Regions from separate parts of the Mus musculus genome. Here region 2 is linked to region 1. The links are chromatin loops, found by intact Hi-C in ENCODE. Cell type or tissue: left cerebral cortex. All regions are shown on one strand.

Region 1 (2,500 bases):
CCTTTTGAGTCTTGCGGCGTCCTCTTCGTCGCTGGTCTCCTCCCCGGCGCTGTGCTGCGCGGCTCTTGCTCCTCACGTATTGTTTGGCTGGGTCTCTAATGGCGGACGGGGAGGCAGCGCTGCCGGTCTCGGACTGCAGGGGGGGCAAACCTCGGGCCCAGGGCAACTGCTTGGGGCAAATATGGGCAATATCAGCCCATCGTTGACATAAACTGGTTTTTACCTGTAAATTGGTGCTGAGTTTGACTGGAATAACCGTGGTGGTAATACTTGCGAGGGAGTGCAAGTCCCTTGCTGGCGTCGGGGCAATGTTTGCCCTTCCCCCTCCCTACCCCATAGCAGGCTTGGTGCCCTCAGGTCCCTTTCCCTGCAGATTGAGGCTTACACATGGGCTTTGGCTCCAAATAAAATATTTCACTCCACTTGGGTAGTAAGTAGTAGGCTGTTTTGCGTGGGCTTTGGGGTAATAATAGAAGGGCCAAACCTCCTTGACCCCTTAGTCCCTTCTCTGCCTCCTCCTGGTGAAATCGGCTTGGTGCTCCTACCAGATTGGGTGTTCATCCATTTCTCTCCCCCCCCCCTTTTTTTTTTTCTCTTTTATCCCAGGACCAGAAATTTCGTTCAACCCTATCTGGTGCATCTTTGGCAGAAAGTGAGGAAAACACCATTGTGAGTCCTTTTCTTCTAATTTGCTTATTAACAGAGGACGTGGTTGGATTATAGGGGTTCAGCTATAGGATTTGGCCCTCCTGGTTGTTCTTAAGGGGAGGAGCCTTCTCTTGGGTGGCAGCTGCTGTCGGGGAGAAACTCCAGTGATGCCTGGTGAGGCAGCTGGGAGTGGGCGCTGCTGTTTGCACCGCTGCAGACATCGCTTCTGCTGCTGCAATACCAACCTCAGCAACCAGACGACGGGCTTCTGCAGCTGCTCACGTTACCGGTGGGGAGGAGGGGTGTTGGGAAGGAGGGCATATTTCTGGTGCCCTCTAGAGTTACAGAGTGGGAATTAATGTTATTTGGTTTGAAGTGCATGCAACCATTTTTGACATTTTTCTTGTCATCATGGTTAATGGACCTCTGGTAATGGACAACTATGGAGAGCTGCTTAACTTTTTATGCCTGGTCTGAGTGACAGAATTTGACCATGAAGGTGGACGTGTTTCTAGATCTTTCATGTTCTTTGCATCTGTTGTTTTCATCTTACCAAGTAGATGCTGCTTAGACCTGTGCAGTCCTCTACTTAGTCTTTCATCTCTGGTGTTGACCAGTTCTCTATTATGTCACGCTTTTTATGGATTTCTAAAAATTTTTATAGTGTGTGAGTGCATGGTGTGTTTGTGTTGGTGCACATGCCAGAGCACCAGTGTGTAGGTCAGGACAACTTTTGGAGTTGGTTCTACCCTTCACTGTCTAATTGGTTCAGTGAATCCAAGCCAGGTTGTTAGGCTCATGTAGCAGGCCCCTCTATCCATTCAGCCATCTTGCAGGCCCTATCACTTATTTTGAGATGGCATCTAATGTATCCCAGGTTGACCTTGAACTTTTGTTGCGTAGCCTAGAATGACTTTGAACTTGTGATCCCTCAGTCTCAACTTCCCAAGTGCTATGACTTGTGTCCTCTTGTTATATTTATGTGGTGCTGGGAATCAAACCCAGCTTCCTGCACGCTAGCAAGCACCTCACCAACTATGCTACAGTTCTAGCCCCAAATATTACTCTTGAGCCCAGTACAGCTCCTGTTGTTACTTGTATACTTTTAAAGGTGTGTTATAAGTATAGATGCTTATGGTTACTTTGGATTTATTTATTTTGGTTTTTTGGGACAGGGTTTCTCTGTGTAGCCCTGGCTGTCTTGGAACTCACTCTGTAGACCAGGCTGGCCTCAAACTCAGAAATCTGCCTGCCTCTGCCTCTGGAGTGCTGGGATTAAAGGCGTGCGCCACCACGCCCGGCTTGGATTTATTTTTAATGTGTATGATTGTTTTACCTGTTTGAATGTATGTGTGACATACATGTACTTTGTGGCCAAGGATGTCAGAAAAAGGTATTGGCTGTTGTGAGCCACTATGTGGGTACTGGAAACTGTACTTTATAACTGCTGAGCCATCTCTCCAACCCATTGTTAAACGTTTTAAACTTGTATTAAGTAATTTAATCCACAGGAGAACTTGGTAGTATAGCTAATAATATTTTCCCCTTCTGAACACTGTCTTTACTCTGAATTTGCAGAGGAGGGAGTAGGCGTAGAAGGATCCTGGGAAGGACCCAGTGAAGCAGGTTCTGAACACAAAGCAGTGTGGCGACAGAGCCCACCATCAGCAGCTGGACTGGACTGGATTCTCATGTCGGAGATCTCAAACTTAAACTGAGTCAGAATAACCTTTTCTTGCTTGGAAGTGGAAACATAAAAAGTGCTTGAATCCTGTTCAGTTCTTTTAAAAAAAAAAATAGAAAATGCTAGATGGTGGTGGTGCCCACCTTTAATCCCAGCACTCAGGAGGCA
Region 2 (2,500 bases), 76 kb before region 1:
CCTCCGCCTCCTCCTCCCGAGGCTGCGCTGCTCCCAGCCACCCCCACTCTCCGCGGCCCTCGACAGGAAAGACGGCGGGGAGAAGCCTCACCGGGTTCTGGCTGCAGCTCCGCGGAACGAACCTCCCCTCCCCCGGCCCACCCCCCTTCGGCGACACGCACAACTCCGCTCGGTCCAGTCCCGGCTTTAGCGCTGGTGAGGAGGAGGCAGAGGAGGCGGTGGCACGGCGGGGCCCGGGGAGGCCCCGCCCTCCGCACGCTCATTGGCTGATGGCGTGGGCGGCACGGAATGCCTCGGGCAGGCTCCATTGGCCCAGTCGGCCTTCTTTCAGGACCCTCCTCGGTGAGGTAGTCACGGCGGCTGTCCGTCAGACCTGGGCCACGCCCTCGGGCCTGCCGGCCCCCCCCCCCCCCCCCCCCGCCGCCAGCCCCGGGCTGGGCCGGCCCTCCCTCTCTTCCGCCCTCCCTCCGTGCCCCCGCCCCGCCCCCACTCGCGGGGTCTGCCCGGGTCAGGAGCCCGAGTGGCGCTGCCCGCAGTTCGGCTCGCGCTTCGGCCCTGGGGGCGGGCGATATTCGTCGAGGCTTCCGGTGGGCCCGGGATCGGGACACTGGGTCTCGGCCTCCAGACGGTCGCCACGGCCCTTTGCGACTCTGCTCGAGGAGAGACGCGGCCTCGATGTCCCGGCGTCCTCCCTGTCCAGGCCCCCAAGACCCCGGCGACTGGCGAGCCCGGCAATGCCTGCGGCGGACCGAGGGGGCGAGCCCGGCCGCGGCCGCAAGGGGACTGGTGCGCTGGCGGCCGTGCAGGCGCTTCCACCTTGCCTGGCCCGTGGGAAGGGTGTCCCACCTCCGCCATGGCTGCGGCGGGAGGAGACGTCGGCCTCCATTTTGTGGGATCTGTTGGGAGAACTTGGGGCCCATCAGAACCGAACCCGTGGGGACGAGAAACTTGGCCCGGAACGAGTCCGATCGCGCTCTACCATAGGCCTTGTCCTCGGCCGCCAAGAGTTTGCGCGCCGAGATTGCGGCGGGGCCACAGGACAGTGGTGACCCCAGACTGCCGCCGGGCAAGATGGAGCCCCGGGCTCCCTTAGCGGGCTCGCGCCCCTGGGACCTGGGCTGTCTGGCCTTGGCCGTCGGTGCCTGGCCGAGCACGCGCTCTCCGGCCTGCCCGGCGCCTGTCCTCCACGTTTGCCGGGCCTCGGGCCATCGCGTGCCCTTCGCTTCATCCTGGCTCCGTGGGCAGTGACCCTCTAATGGGAGTCCCACCGGACGCATTCGGAGCGGAGCCGCTGGAGGGCGGCACGAGGGTCTTTTGTTCCTCGTCTATACCCATGTCTTTGGCAGAAGACTTGGTGCCGGATTTCCAGGACTCCCTGTAACCTAAGAAATGCACCTCGCCCTGGTGTTTGTTAGCGGGATTACAACTGATGCTTTTAGGTTGGATTGAGGTTCTTGTTACATAATATGTGAAAATATATGACTCTTAACTGGACTTGGTGGCGCATGCTTTTAGTTCCAACACTTGCAGGCAGAGGCAGTTGGATATCTGTGAGTTCGAGGCCAGGTTGGTCTACAAAGTGGATTCCTGGACAGTCAGGGCTACACAGAAAAACCCTGAGTTGAAAAACCAAAAGAGCAAAAATATATATGAGTCTCTCTTTTAAGACAATGTCTAGCATAGTCTGGCCTGGAACTCTGTGATCTTTCTTCTGCCTTTGCCTCTCTCTTCCTCTGCCTCTGGAGCATTGGGATTGTAAGCATGTCACCACTGCTTTCTTGGTTTAGGCTTAGATATGATTTGAAAACAAAATCCCACACCTCATAGCACAGGAATGGAGTGCCAGTATTAAAGGCACAGAAGTAGCAGAATCAGTTCAAAGCTGACCCAGGATACATTAACTGCCTCAAAGAGAAAAAACAAAACAAAACCACAAAAACCAGGCAGCTGAGTGGAAGGCTATTAGATGGCTCAGAGGTTATGAGTGCTTCCTGCTCTTAAAGACTACCAGATTTGTACCTTCGTGGAGCAGTTTCCAACTGCCAGCAACTGCAGTTCCAGGAGATCCAAGCCCTTTTTTGGACAAGCTCTTCTGGCCTACCTACACACATAGATGTACAAATACATTCATGAGCACATATACATATCTCAGAGTTACAGAAACCGGAGTTTTTTTTTTCAATATTTAAAACGCACATCCCCTTTTTTTCTCTTCTGAAGTATGATAAAAGCATGCTCATTGGATGACAAACATATAACCCTAAGTCATGTTTCTTGTCCGTGGGTTGATTGGTGGGAGAGTTAAGTAAGCTTTTATATTACATAATGCTTTACTCTCTGGACGTTACCAACATCACCAGCATTTTATTTAAGTCTTCAATGGCTGAAAATAAATGTGTTAATCATAGTAACATTTCCACGACTGCTGAAGATGATAACCATCCCCCTTTCTCTTAAGCATTTGGAAATACAAAACTGTAGGTCCACTAAGTTGATTCAC

Evidence for each region. Hi-C counts contacts between places; a loop is a spot of excess contacts. Peaks named below come from ENCODE experiments on the same cell type or tissue, not always from the same donor. Only the 100,000 strongest peaks of a DNase experiment are listed, where the experiment ranks them.
Region 2: a loop joins it to region 1, with 6 times the contacts of the local background. A loop is called at or near these places in 22 of 42 quality-filtered maps.

What each region holds. Positions count from the first base shown.
Region 1 is chr14:56,887,189-56,889,688 of GRCm38, forward strand. It overlaps Zmym2 (zinc finger, MYM-type 2), which reads left to right. Exons shown (of 25, transcript NM_029498.4): 2 at 607-669. Among named protein-coding and RNA genes, the nearest start is that of Zmym2, 1.8 kb to the left of the region's middle. In left cerebral cortex, CTCF peaks have their summits at 145 and 976 (motif pointing left); DNase peaks (open chromatin) are centred at 141 and 911; H3K4me3 peaks cover 986 bases; H3K27ac peaks cover 964 bases.
Region 2 is chr14:56,811,501-56,814,000 of GRCm38, forward strand. It overlaps 2410022M11Rik (RIKEN cDNA 2410022M11 gene), which reads left to right and starts at 489. Exons shown (of 1, transcript NR_152252.1): 1 at 489-2,399. It also overlaps a transcript of Zmym5 not described here. In left cerebral cortex, a CTCF peak has its summit at 1,437; DNase peaks (open chromatin) are centred at 1,408 and 2,033; H3K4me3 peaks cover 1,301 bases; H3K27ac peaks cover 1,486 bases.